Linked DNA regions of Mus musculus: region 2 is linked to region 1. Evidence: chromatin contacts called from ENCODE Hi-C data. All regions are on one chromosome and are shown on one strand. The core of a region is the stretch at or near the end of the contact, and the rest is flanking DNA. Distances in the headings are between cores, read along the strand shown. Region 1 holds the start of 2010016I18Rik (RIKEN cDNA 2010016I18 gene). Region 2 holds the start of Rbm15 (RNA binding motif protein 15).

What was found. Hi-C counts contacts between places; a loop is a spot of excess contacts on that map.
Region 2: a loop to region 1 is called in a map of T-helper 2 cell, with 3 times the contacts of the local background. The contact joins the promoter of Rbm15 here to the promoter of 2010016I18Rik in region 1. A Hi-C loop is called at or near these places in 2 of 37 maps with a recorded cell type or tissue (T-helper 17 cell and T-helper 2 cell).

Annotation. Positions count from the first base shown.
Region 1 is chr3:106,484,516-106,492,094 of GRCm38, forward strand. 2010016I18Rik (RIKEN cDNA 2010016I18 gene) reads right to left here and starts at 1,398. Exons shown (of 2, transcript NR_033207.1): 1 at 1,289-1,398. It overlaps Dennd2d (DENN/MADD domain containing 2D), which reads left to right and starts at 1,525. Exons shown (of 12, transcript NM_028110.2): 1 at 1,525-1,805; 2 at 2,358-2,533; 3 at 3,336-3,448; 4 at 4,057-4,126; 5 at 5,820-5,897; 6 at 6,711-6,851. The coding sequence starts at 1,718.
Region 2 is chr3:107,331,057-107,338,015 of GRCm38, forward strand. Rbm15 (RNA binding motif protein 15) reads right to left here and starts at 2,233. Exons shown (of 2, transcript NM_001045807.1): 1 at 1-2,233. The coding sequence starts at 2,024.

The sequences.
Region 1 (7,579 bases), core at 148-2,647:
CCCTTGTTTCTCCTGATAAAGCAGGAGGAAATGGAGTGAAAAGCCAGCCCCAAGGACTGAGGAAAAGACATTTCCTGAGCTTCTGGGATGACCAGGAAGATGACTCTGGCCCCCCAAGCCATTTGCTCGCCACCCATCCCACTCCACCCACTACCTCTTCCTACCGGGAGATGTTTACTGTGTAATACACCAGAAGGCCTGAGCCTGGATTTGGAACTTTTTATGACGTTCACTTTGTACAGATCCTGTTCATTTTCAATTGCCTCCGAGTGACTTAATGCCTCGGTTTTCCTTTCTGTACTAGGCATGCTCTTGCTCCGTAAGGCAACCAGTAAAGATTATGCAACATGTCTATACAGGCTACAAGTAAGACACAAGTACTTTCTGTGGTGTCTTGCTTCCCCGTTCTCAAGATCCCAACTCTCATCATCTGTACTATGATTGCTGCTTCCGCCACAAGTCAATGTTGGGTTTCTGAGTCCTGCATTTTACCAGTGCCACAGTTTCAGTGCTCTTAGGAGTAGGGTGACAGCCTTCCTTCTTACCATAGCAACACACTCCCTCCCAGAGGGCTGCTAATTCTTTGCAGGAGTGGCAGACACAGGCACCAGATCCTTTTACTTCTTCCCTCCCCATTAAGTTACTTCTGGGCAAAGTCTCCTTCCTCTTATCCTGTACATTTCCTTATTCAGGACTTTCTGTTTAATAACCCAGGGTATCAGCGACTACTTTTCTCCTCTTCCTCAATCTCTAGACATAGTACTGGGCCTGCTGTTTAGCTTGTCCTGGCCCAACCAGAGGAAAGGCTGAGCAGGGGTAGGGGAGGGGTGAAGATGCTCTGTACCCCTACAGCTGCTGATGCAACTAGGCTCCTACTCTAAGCTGGGGACGATTTCCCGAGTCATTGCTTCCTTTTAGTAAAGATGGTGAGAGAAAGGATTCTTCCGGAACCCTGGAATAGTGAGAGAGATTTATGCCTTAGATCAGGAAAGATTGCCAGGGAGGAGTGGGTGAAGTAATCACCTTCACAGCTATTCTGTATATCTGGGCCTCTCAGAGGTGGGCCTCTCCTGTTACAAGTTATTAGTACATTTAGAGAATGAGTGGGCAAGTCTACTTATCTGAATCAGGGCAATCTGGCATCTTGGCTGCAAGAAGTGTTCAGTCCTGGGTTCCTGAAGATCCTTGATGTTTTAGATTCGCCAGTTGGCCTGGTGGGACTTTGCAGCTCCCGACGATTGCTTGAAAAGGTGATCGTGAGCAGTGGAGGATGAGGGATGTAAAATACCTGTGCTGTGCCCCACGAGGCACTGGAGTCCATAGTCTGATCTTCACAGGCATCCCTCGCTGCCTGGGTTTGTAAATAAACTCACCACATGGTCTGCAAGCACTGGAATTGAAAGCCCTTGGCCCAGAAGCAGCTGTGCCTTGAGATGTTTGCTCATGACCTTTTCTGTTACCACACCCTGGGGCTCTTGGGAGGAGCCAAGAGCTGAGTTGTAGTGCCAGGATGCTGCTTCTGTCAGTGCCCACACTAAGCTGCCTCGTGGGTCCTTTCACATCCTTCTTGCTCAATTACGGAGTACACAGGATGGAAACTGCTCTCTGCCTTTGGGAGACAGCGTGTGGCTCAGCTCAATAAAGTTGTGATTGGAGACCAAGGCAGAAGGCACTTTCTCAGGCTTTCTGTGGCCAGCCTGAAGGAGAAAGAACATCCATGCCCCCAAAGCTCAGAATGATGGAAGGACAAGGGGTAGGCCGAACCCTCAGGCTGCTCCGAAATCGCTTGCCACGACTTCGAGCAGGTCAGAACTGGATTGCCTACTTCCTTTTTCGGATGATCTTTTTATGGGCTGATTCCTGCTGTAGTGATCCTCTTTTTCCTTTATATGCTCAAACCCACATGGCCCCCATGTGGTCAAGCCAGGAGGATTGCCTTATCAGTTTGCAGAGCTAGTCCCGTCTGTTGCAGAGGTCTTGCTATAATTACCAAAAAATGCCCTATGGGTCTACTCTGATTATTTAGTGCAAATTTACTCAGGGCTCACAAAATACCCAGAACTGTTGCATCAGGCAGACTATACAGTGTCAGGCATCAGGCCTCCAAGAACCTCCACAGCATGGCATGGCTCCTCGGTTCTACATCAGTGTTTTCTTTTCTTCCTGTGTCACTCCACAGTTTCAAGTTTCCCAGGGCAGGTATGGAAATTGCCCCCTTGGCTCTGATCCTGCCTGGTGGTGCCTGGTCAGGCTTGGCACTGTAGCCTTGAGGCATGGTTGTTGCCCAGATTCTCGCTCGCACTACAGAATGGAGGAGTGGAAAGAATACTCAAGAGACCCTTGCATCTCCATTTTAGGACAATCCCAGAACAATCCTGGGGAAGCTGTCACAGAGCCAGAAAGGATCCAGGAGCATTCTCCATCTAGCTTTGCTGGAGGCCAGCACTTCTTTGAATACCTTCTTGTTGTTTCTTTAAAGAAAAAGCGTTTAGGGGATGACTATGAGCCCACGATCACTTACCAGTTTCCCAAGGTAAGGATGGAGGGAGAAGTGGGGCCTGAGGATGGAGGTGGGAGGACGAAGGTGTGTTTAAAAGGTAATAGAGGAGTTCTATGTCTTACCACGCTGCCTGGGCTCTAGCCCTGAGCTCACTGCTCTAGTTTCCTTTGTAGCCCAGCCCTAGTTTTCTGTAATCACCCAGAGAATCTAGGTCTGACTGCTTTGTGAAGGACTGACTGAAACTCTGGAGCAGGGAAACAATGCTCTTGCCCCTGTGGGAAACCTTCAGTTCTTCCAAATTCCACCTCAGTCACCTTTTCCTACAGGAAAACTCAGCTTCTGCTGGAACTACTAAGAAGGGATGGCCTTCCTGGTTGTGTGGTAGAGAATCAAGCAGGCCCCCGACTCAAGCACAGCCTAAGATCAGTCTCCCAAAGTATTAGATCTCTTCTTGCCTGATCATGCACTGGGTGAGGCGTAATGTCCCCTTCTTACCAGCCTCTCTTGTTAGAAGGTTTAGCAACTGGAAGGGTTGCTTCTTTTCTATGATGTGGTTTCTCTCTGATGCCACCCTCTCAGGAGGTTGGTCCAGCTGACCTTTCTAATCTTCTTTTTGAATATGTAAATCCTCAGGATACTGAATTCCAACCCAAGGTTACATTGATGTGGCCCAGAACAAATTGCTTTCTCTTTGAGGTTCTTCCAGCTAGACTTAGAGTTCAGACTGTATGGTACCAACCAAAGGCACCTTTGTACCCCATGTTGGTCAGAAAGAAGGCTGACAGGCTTCTGACCTCTGCTTCTTTGCCTAAATTCCACTGTCTTTTCCTGACAGAGGGAGAACCTGCTCCGAGGTCAGCAGGAGGAGGAGGACCGGTTGCTCAGTGCCATCCCTTTGTTCTGCTTCCCTGATGGAAATGAGTGGGCACCACTCACAGAGTATCCCAGGTAACCACTCAGCCTGCAGGAAAGGGTATCAGATTTGGATAGAAGGGCAAATGCGTGGCTCTTGTCCCCTCACCTGGTATGAATGCTGAGTTTTTGCCAGGGAAATATTTTGCTTGGGATCCTTTAGACAAATGATTGAAGCTGTGACTTGACTTTCTCTCTGAAGACTTTAAAGAGTCTCTTACCTCTTCCTAGAAGAAGAAATTGCCTTTTAAAAATGTTTTTATTTATTTATCTTTTTCTACTCTGGACTGGAGAGAAAGACTTTGGCCTCTACAATAAGGAAATGGTTCTTGCTTGCATCATGAACACTGGAAGCAGACCAGGACTTCAATTTTTAGATAAGAAGTAACCTCAGAGCCTTACTTACCTGGTCCTTAAAGTGGTGATAATAATTGAACCTTCTTCAGAAATGTTTAGTTGAGTCTCGAATGAGGCGATGCATTAGAGCTTGACACCATCAAGTGCTTAGTAAGTGACTGCTGTGATTATCCCCATGATTAATCAGCAGCTCCCCTTTGTCTTCCTCTCCCCTCCTCTGAAGCTGACTTCACTCTTGTTTTAGGATCCAGTGAGCAAATGAACACCATTGGTCTGCTCTCTCTTAGGGAGACCTTCTCATTTGTCCTGACCAATGTGGATGGGAGCAGGAAGATCGGATACTGCAGGCGCCTCCTGGTTGGTGCAATTCAGAACCGCCCCTTCCTCTCCAAGGCTGGGCTTGCCAAAGACACGGCTACAAAAGCTTAGGCTTGGTGGGAATGGTGCATGTAGGGAGAATACACATCAGCATGTGCCGCCATGTTAGTGTCCCTTCAGGAATCCCACAAGAACAAGGACGTGCTGCCCCTCTCCTCTGCTACCACAAGGCTCTGGCCTGTGTCCTCCCAGCTTAACAATTCTACACACAGGAAGAGGTTCCAGTTGGACCCTCTTACTGTAGTCTTCTGCACCCAGGCCTGCTTGTCTTGTTCCATGGAGCCTCCCAGACACTCTGAGATTTGAATGATAAGGTTTAATTCTTGGCTTTCAGGACAAGGACTCTCTAGACACCTTTATAGCCCTTTCCTCTTTAGACATTTCCTCATGGCTAAGACAAACTTGGTTTTGTTCTCACTGAACTTAAGCTCATGTTGGCCATGAGTCAGTGTTTACCGTTGGGTTACTAGCCCCAGAAGGCTGCCACTATCACCTTTTTCCTGCTTCTCCTCCCCCCTCTTCTCTCTCTTCCTCCTCATCTCAGCACATACCCATTGTATAAACAAATAGGCTTCATAGTTGGGTTTTTTTATGTGTGATCATGTATTTTATGTGTGACCATGCCCACCACACCAGTTCCTTTTCTCTTCCCAAACATTCATCTCTCTAATTTCATGTTTTTAATCCTTTTCCTTTATTATTTTAAAAGTGTATGAGTGTTTGACTGCATGTATGCAAGTGCACTGTGTGCATGCCTGTTGCCCATGGAGGACAGAATAGGGAGCTAGATTCTCTGGAACTGAGTTAGTTACAAATGGTGGCAAGCTGCAGTGTAGGTGCTGAGACCCAAGCCTGGGTCTTCTGCAAATGCAGCAAATGGTCTTAACCATTGAGTCATCTCTCTAACCCTCCTGTACCCCCCCCCTTTTTTTTTAGACAGGGTTTCTCTGTATAGCCCTGGCTGTCCTGGAACTCACTTTGTAGACCAGGCTGGCCTCGAATTCAGAAATCCGCCTGCCTCTGCCTCCCGAGTGCTGGAATTAAAGGCGTGTGCCACCTTATTTTATTTTTAATTATGTCTGTGTGTGTGTGTGTGTGTGTGTGTGTGTGTGTGTGTGTGGTATATGTGTAAATGTGTGTGCATACCTTATGAGGTCAAAGGAGGGACATCCCCTTCGCTGGAATAAAAGACTTCAGTGAGCCATCCATGTGGGTGCTGGGAGCTGAATTTGGATCCTATGGGAGAGCAATATGTGCCCATCACCACTGGGGCACATCTCCAGCCTCTCATGTCTTTTGTTTATGTCTTCTTTTCTAAAATCCAAATCCTGCATATGAGATAGAAAATACATTCTGTGCCTAGTTTCTTTTGCCAACTGTATCCATTTGTCATAATTTCATTCCTCTTATTAGCTGAATAATACTCCATTTTGTTTATATTACACACCATCCTTTTCTTTTCAATTGTTAAAAGACATTTGGACTGGTTGCACAATATGGCAGTTGTAAACTAACCATCATCTTTTGACTTTGGTGGCTGTTTTAATCCTTCTGCTGTTCGTTTCATGAACTAATCCCATTTGTAGCACTCTACCTTTTGTCCCATTAGTCTCAAGTGGGAGAAACCCTTGTGGAGGGTGCAGCCCTAAAGGAAATTCTTGTCCCTCCCCAGCCTGCCGGTCCTGGTCCTCAACTTCCCAAAGTGTACTGCATCATCAGCTGCATCGGCTGCTTCGGCTTGTTCTCCAAGGTAGGGCTAGGACAAAATTCCTTGGAGCCTGTTAGGCAGGCCTGTTCAGCTCTCTTGCTTGCCTGGCAGCTTGCCTTGCAACTTGAGCTCTTGGTAGAGTGCCTTCCCGATAGCCCAGCCAGCATCAAGTATATTGGGTAAAATGGAGACAGGAGGGACCTGGGCTCAACCCTATTTCAAGGAAATCTAGAAGGCTGTTTCTCCTGAAGAAAGAGCTATTGTCCATCCTTCCTCTTATCTTCCTGATTGCTATGAGGCTCAGATGAGGTATAACATGTGGAAATTTTTCACACAAGAGAATGAAACCCACAAGTCTGAAGGCAAATAATAGACAGTACCCTAACTCGGATGAGGTTAGAGGAGAAACTGATGATTAGTATTGCTGGGGCTATGATCAAGGTAGTCTCCCAAAATGAACTTGACCTATCTTGGTGACCAGAAGAATGCTGGGTGTGGAGAGGAACTCCAGTGGCTTCGGCTTGGGTGGATCTTACTTCTGTGAATTACACTGAGGGCTGATGGTAGCCTCACCCTGATGACAGTCCAGAGGAAATGGGACAGTGATACCCAAAAAGTTAGGCCAACATGGGAAATGACTTGCTAGGCTTAGTAGTTTCATGTCGGTGTTAGGAGAGAAAGGAATATGAGAGAAAAATCAAAAGAAGTCTTTGAAAAGTAGGTTTTGTCCAGGAGATGAAAGCCAGTTATAGAGGGGCCTAGAAAATACTAGAGAACTGACAGGACTAGCGTGAGAGTCCTGAGTACTCAGTAGAATCCCTCTAAGCCTTCCTTCCTGTGGTCCTTCCCCTGCAGATACTAGATGAAGTAGAGAAGAGGCATCAGATCTCCATGGCTGTCATCTACCCATTCATGCAAGGTCTCCGAGAGGCAGCCTTTCCTGCACCTGGAAAGACAGTCACCCTTAAGAGCTTCATTCCTGACTCAGGCACAGAGGTGGGTTAATAAATGTGCAGTCCTCTTCCTGGCTGGTTCCTCTCGCCTTGACTCATCAGGTTCAAGTATAGGGAAGCTGAGCCAGGCATTAGAATTATTGGCAGAGCTAAAAAAAAAAATCACCTAAATGTACTGTACCTGATGCCCACCAGCAACTACTTACTTTGCAGTCTGCTAAATTTTTGTCTGTGCTCATGTATGGTGCTAAGTTTGTTCCTAGTCTCCAAATGTCCAGTTGCTCCTACACTGTAACTAACTTAACTATTCTCTGTGAGTGTCCTGTATCGCTCTCCCGTAGTTTCCGTTTTACTTCTTATCATTTATCCCTACCCCTAAGTTCACACCCATGTCATGAAGTACTGTTGGTCTAAGTCACTAAAGAGCTCAAGGCAGCAAGTAGAATTCCATTCCGAATCTCTGAGACTGGAAATTCCACATGCACCTTTGAATCTGGTCATCCCCACAGAAGAATCAGGGAGTCACTAGGAATTGTCAGCTGCTGGAAAAATACTGAAGGAAAAATGAGTACTTATGTACTCTGTGTCAAGTTATGCATTTTCTGGGTAAAGAGTGGTAAGCAAATGGCTTCTAACCTCATGTAGCTAAAGGTCTCATAAAGAAGGCGCACCAGGAAGTGTGGAAATGAGTAAACACACTGGTGAACACACAGTTAAAGATTAGATAGCCACAAAGAAAGGAAAAGCAGTGAGTGTACAACGAGAAAAAGA
Region 2 (6,959 bases), core at 983-3,482, 850 kb after region 1:
GGACTTCGGTCAGGAGAAGGAGTGCAGTGACGCTGTTTTCGAGGCCGTTCACTCTCAGGTGATCTATCAAGATGCCGTCCTCCACTTTCCTCAGGCAGCCTTCGCTTCCTTGGCTGGTCCCTGCTGCTGGGCAAGTCCCGATCACCTCTGTCCCTGTCCAGTGACCAGCCATCCCTCCTTCGATCCAAGCTATCTAGTGGCTCATAAGCAGTGACAGCACTAGTTGCAGCCCGAGCACTGCGTTCTCGAACCGGTGGTGGGGGTGGCACCCAGTCAGAATCAGTATAAAGGTCCCTATCACGATCTCTGTATAGTAAGGGTGGTGTCCTGTCCCGAGCACTCCTCAAAGGGTCAGGTGCTCTATGTCCAAAAGTATCCGTCACTAGTTCATAGTGGGTCAAGGGCAGAGGCTGAAGATATTGCTGCTGGTAACGATGTTCTGTGTCTGCAAAGTCTACCCTGAGGCGACGATCTGGGCCACCAAGTGGGAATCCACGCATATGGGTCCAGGCAGCATGAGCTGCATCCAAACTTTCATACTGTATATATGCCCAACTGTCACCTTTACGGTAGTCTATGGTTCGAATGGTGCCAAATCGGTCAAATTCTCGTGCCAGGGCAGCAAGAGGCACCCAGGGTCCCAGACCACCCACCCAAAGTCGGGTAGTGGGTGTGGCTTTACCATAACCAATCTTGATTGGATTCCGAATTATAATTTTGCCAGACATTGCAAGTTTGGCCCTGTGAGACATGTCTAGATTCTCAAATTTGAGAAAGCCATAGGTACTGGTCTGGCCTCGAGAAGGCCTCTTAATGTCCACTTCTGTGATGACTCCAAAACGATCAAAAGCCCTTCTGAGATCATTTTCCGTCACAGTGATATCTAAGTTGCCCAAGAAAAGTGTCCGGTTGGCACGCTGATCGTCCTCAGGTGATATCTCATCCACTTCTCGGAAAGGAGCCGCACCTGCTCCAGCTCCCACCCTCGGCTCCAGGCTGTAGGCCGGGCGCACCCGGTCATAGAACGGATAGTCTCGTTCTCTTTCCAGCTCTCGGGGCAATGGTGGCGGGGGTGGAGGAGGCAGGCGGCCCAGGGCCAACTGCTGCAACCGGTAGTCTCTGTATCCCAGAGCAGCACCTCCAGGGGAAAGCGACCTCTGACCTCCCCCTCCTCCAGGGGCGTGCCGGTGGCTACCGACTGAGGTCCCGACCACGCTGGATGACGGGGCGTAAGCATCTTTGTCTAACGGGGAGCGGCTGCGGCGCCGGCTCACGTACACGGCTTCTATCTTCAGAGGCCGGTCATAGAGCACCAGGCGGCCTCTGGCATGCTTGGCCGCCCTCGCGTCCTCTGGCCTCCGGAAGTTCACAAAGGCTACCCGCTCATCCCCGCTGCCAGAACCTGAGAGGTGACTGATTTTGACACTTACATCACCGAAGCGTTTGAACTCGTGAAACAGCCCGTCCTCCACCGCCTCGTCGCTCAGCTGGGACCCCAGCTCGCTGATCTTCAGGGTCTTGTACTCCACGCCGTCCCCGCCGCCGGGCGCGGAGGAGGCGGCCCCGGAGGAACGTGACTCCCCGCCTCCACCCCGGGAGCTGCTGCGCGACTCGCCCCCGCCTGAGGAATTTTTGGTGCTCGGGGAGCTGTAACTGTGCAAGCGGCTACTGGAGCTGCCCCCGCCGGTCTCGTACTCGCGGCTGCCGCCCCGGCTGCTGGACTTGTCCAGATGAAGGCTCCGCCGCGACCCGCCGCTGTCCGTCTTCCCGCTGCTGCTCCCATTGCTGCCGCCGGAGCCCCCTAACTTCTTGCTCCGCTCCCCACGAGAACTGGAGTCCTCACCGCCACGGGAGCGCTTGGGCTTGACCGGCGAGCGCTCCTTTCCTTTCATTGTTGAGGGTCGCCGGAGGTCGTCTCTGCGGAGCTGACTAACCCGCCACCCCGCGCTCGTTTCACACAGCGGACTCGCACGCCGCCATCTTGGACTCCGCCGCGGCAAAGGCTCCCGCCCCGCAGACCTCATTGGTCAATTAATTCACTCTTCAGCCTTCTCATTGGAAAAACTATTTGTCCGTCTTTACATCTCCCCGCGCTCCGGGAAGGCGCCCGCCCCGACGCTGTTATTGGGTTCCCAACGCCCTAATCCCAGTACCTCATTGGTTATATTCGTTGTCTATCTTAACGGTTCCTCGCGCCAGGCTGTAGCTCCGCCCCTCGCACTTCATGGTCACCTGACCCAAAGCCTAGAAGCGTTGATTGGACAAAAACTCTGCCCTGTAACGGTACTTCTAGCACGGCGAACGCAGCGATCCCACCTTCTCTTCCCTTTCATTGGTTTGTGGCCACGTCTTTTAAATCACTATCGGGAAGTCTGGACATCAGTTCAGGCGTTTTTTCCTGAGAATTTGGCTCTCTCCGATCTCGCGAGAGACAAAGAGCTCGCTCGCTCACTCGCTCACTCGCTCGCTCTCTTTCGACCCCAGTCTTCCAACTTCTCCGGCGGCTGAAGAAAGTTTAAATCTGATTGGATGTTGACGAGGAACATGATTGGATAAAAGCGCTGTCCATCACTCACTTAAAGGAGTAGGCCCATAAACTGAGGCGTCTGAAGGTGAAAGACTAAGACCACGCGCTTGCTGTGCGACGTCACTTTGCTGTCGCGAGATGGTGACAGTGAGTCAGGCCCGCCTCCCCGCGCTTTCGGCGTTCTCTTAAACATTTGTTAGGTCCTTACGGCGTACTTGCCTGTGCTTCGGTCCTTCGAGTCTGGAACTTGCGGGCTCCTCACTGTCCTGTCTGGGCGGGACAATGGGCTCGGTGGTCCTTCCGGCTGCTGGCCCTCACTCGATCCGCCTAGGCAGCTGTCCCGGACAGTCCAGCCGACACCATCTTAGTTAGCTGCCTGAAAAAGCCCCACCCCCGTGCGCGAGAAAACGCCTGCCCCGGTCTGTGCGGCCCGCTGGGGCGGTGAGTTCAGGGTTCACAGAGCCTCGGGTCACGCTGACGCCCTGGGCGGTACCGAGTCACTGCCCGCCCGCGGACACAGGGAACAGCGCCGCGGAGCCCTGGCCAGTCTCAGTGGCCGCCTTAGGGCCCGCAGTGTCCTGCAAGCCCACTTACTGGTCCGACCTGCAGGACCACTTGCAGATTTTTGCTTCCTGCTTTATGTTGTGAATCCCTGTAAGGTTTGCATTTATAAAAGATGTGTGAGACATAATATAGCTGTGCTTTGCTTTAATGTGTCACACTTCTCACTGTGCGGACACTACATTTATCTCGTTTCTAGGACTCCAGCACTCCGATTAATCCATAGTAGGACCCAGTAACATGGCCACCTTGCTCCCTCCTATATCCACTTCCTTTGACTCCTTTAACCGTGATTCCCGTCTAAACGCCTCCCGTCTCCCACCTCTGCGACCCCATGCACCTGAATCTCTTAAGCTTATGTAATACTGGTGATCATGAGATTAGATGCGTAGTCTATCCCACTAGCGTTTACCTCCTGGTGAGAGGAAATAGGCTTTTTGCAGTCTTCCCAAAAATGTACCTAGGAGAGATGAGAAAGATTTTGGTATTTACATCTTCTAAGACTGAGTAGAGAATGTGTTTTAAAACAGGACATTTTACAAGGTGATAAGAATGCCCTTCCCCAAAACTTGAATTCTAAATTTATAAGCTACTTGAAGATTAGATACAGCAACCTGATTAGCCCTATTTCAACCGTTTTGTTTTGTTGGTATATAACCCTGAAATTGGTGAACAGTTGGGCCAAACTCTCTTGGTCACAGCAAAAAGATTTGAAAGAAGCTCAATATGTAAGTTATAAACCGCAAAATACTATAAAGCATAGACATATTTGTATATTAAAAGTAGCTGTTATGTGGCTTTTGGAACACCTGTATCCCAGCTGCTCTTGCGGATAGGATCACAATTGCTTTCTTCATTAGCTAGAGTAACTTGGTAACTTGGTGAGATTCTGTCTTAAAACCACCCCTACACAAAAGTCTGGAGACATAGCTCAGGACCCTTGGACACCTATGTGAAGCTCTAGGTTCAATTCCTAGTACTGGGAAAAAAAATTCTTTTAAAGATTTATTTAGCAGTGCATGATGGTGTACCCCTTTAATCCTACCACTTGAAAGTCAGAAGCAGGCAGATCTCTGTAAATTCAAGACCAGAGTTGTCTATATAGTGAATACTAGGCCAGCCAAGACTGTATAACGAGACTTTGTCATAAAAATATTTATGTGAATGTCTGTATGTATGGTAGTGTTCTAATATCCAGAGAAGCCAGAGAGGGTGATAGAGCCCCTGAAGCTGGAGTTACAGGGTTGTGAGTCACCAATCTGGGCCCCTGGGAAACAAACTGTAGTCCTCTGTAAGAGCAGCAAGTACTCTTCAACGCCTGAGCCATCTCTCCAGGCCTGCAAAAATAATGTTTAAAAGATGTTTAAATAATGTTAACATAAAATGCCATCAGTCAGAGAAAAAATGTGTATAATAAACTACCAGTTGTGGTTTTAAAAATCGTGGATTACATATATATGCTTACACTTTTATTGAAATTGTTACAGAGATTGCTCTTAGGGGCAGGGATTAGCAAGAGAAATTTTCCTTGTAGGATTTTAGTTTAAAAATGTACAATAGTAGGGTATTTCCTGAAGACCACCTCATGTCCTGAACACAGAGTCTCAGCAATTATAAGATCATGTCCGTCTTATTTTTCTTTAAGTCTATAATCCTATTCACATTCTCCCCTGCTCCATTATTCTGTTCCAGGCATGCCTGATACATTTTTGCCTCAGATGTGGAATCTATCATTCCTACAAGAACATTCCTGTTCTCTTTAGTGGAAAATGATACTGAAAAATAAAAACTTGGATATTGGGAGATAAAGTAGTTGTACACACAATCTCTAAAAAAGCATAAAGAACTTTTCAGAGGTGTGTTCATCTATTTTAAGATTATATGAATACTAAAAAAACAGGAATTGAAGTTAAACCTTAACCTGATTACTCAGTGGAATAGTCAATCCAGAAAAACTTGGAGTGACTGTTTTCAGCCTAAATTGATTAACGCAGGTGATTCACTGATGCAGAGGCAAGATAAGGACCAGTCAGTGTAGTTTCTCAGACCTAATGGCAGGAGCTTGAGGGAAGCAAACTGAGAACTAGAAACTAGAACTGAGAAAAAAAAGAACTGAAGGAGATGGAAAAAGGACAAACAGCTTAGTGGCTTGTCCTTTGAGAGCATCGGGGAGCTTCAGAGAAGCTGCTTTTGCCACTTCAGACAGTGTGAGGAAGGCTTCCAAGGGAACTGGTGTGCTTCCTGGAGCCAAGAAGACTGATAAGTTTAATGCTAACAGTAAAGGCCATCACCTTTTGACAACAAGGGTCAAAAATAAGTTTGTTACATATGTTTGTCCATGACAACAAAATGAGGTCCTAAGCATTAAAAGTATAGTCATTTATATATTCTGCTTGTATTTGACTTCAAACAAATGCTCATTGAAATAGAAAGCAAGCATTGAGAAGACTTGCTGTGATTGATTTATTTTGATGTCATTTCCTTTGTGTTCTTTGAAGCACTAAGCTGTGTAAGTGAGGTTTTAGCAACTTGTATTTACACATGTTCCTTGAAGAGGGCTGAGAAAGGATAAAAATGACCCATGGTTTAAAGGGCAAAGACCTGAAACTCTTCTTTGGGTGTTGTCAATAAAATTGTTGAAAAGCAATCCAAGCTTTCCTCTTGTCTCCAAGTGATCAGTGGTCAGATCCAGGAGGGCAACTGTCCTCAGTGAGGAGAATCATAGTGTTTATGAAAGAAAAAGCAAAAGTATATGCACAACTTTAAAAATATCAGTATAATTTCAATGTTCTTTCCCTCTTTATTCTTCCTGGGTTTTATTGTGTATATATATCCTCACAATTATAGTTGCAATATGAATTTATTGTAGACATTGAGATCTGTTTAATTTCCTGGTATATGAAAACAAGCCTAAAACTCGAGACTGAACATTTTCCCCTTCCATAGTAGTAGATTAAAATTTTCTGTCTCATCTCCTGAAGTAAAATGAGTGGTCTCTTGGGAGCAAGGTTTGTTTTCTCAGATACCAAGAAAAGTACGTATTTTATCTATGAGCAATCAATCATGTTGGGATCTAGTTTGCATTATAAAGTGATGAACTTGTGGTTTGTGGAAAGTTTTAAAGACAGATTTTTATATGGCAGGCTGGGGCAGAAGGATGGTTAAAAATTTGAAGCTAAGCCAGGTGTGGTGGCGCACACCTTTAATCCCAGCACTTGGGAGGCAGAGGCAGGTGGATTTCTGAGTTCGAGGCCAGCCTGGTCTACAAAGTGAGTTCCAGGACAGCCAGGGCTATACAGAGAAACCCTGTCTCAAAAAAAAATTTTTTTTGAAGCTAGCCTAGGTTATATATTGAGTTCCACCTCAGGCTGGGCTACAGAGAAAAACCTTGTCTCAAAATATATATGTAATTGCTGGCATACAGCTTACCCATATAAGATCTAAACGTCAGGGAGTCTTAGTATACTTACAAAGCTTTGCATATATATTCTTTTACTATTGTTGTAAAAAAAACTGCTATAACTTTTTTATGATTAAACTCTATTGTAATTGTATTTTTATATATAAATACTTAATAAGGTAGTGATGAAGAGCATAAACCAGCCAATTTGGATTAATGCCAGCTATGCTGTGGGCCTCAGAGTTACTATCAATCCCTCTGGACTTTAGCTTTACTATCTATCAATTAGAGATTATTGAAAAATCTAAATGGAATCTTCTCACTGAAGTTAAATAGGTCAGAATATGTAAAGAGCTTATAAACAGTATTAGGCACATGGTAAGTGCTATATGAATATGTTGTGTGACACTTACTGGAAAGACATGAACAAATGTCTACTTACCTTGGATAGGGAACCAATTACAAAGCAAA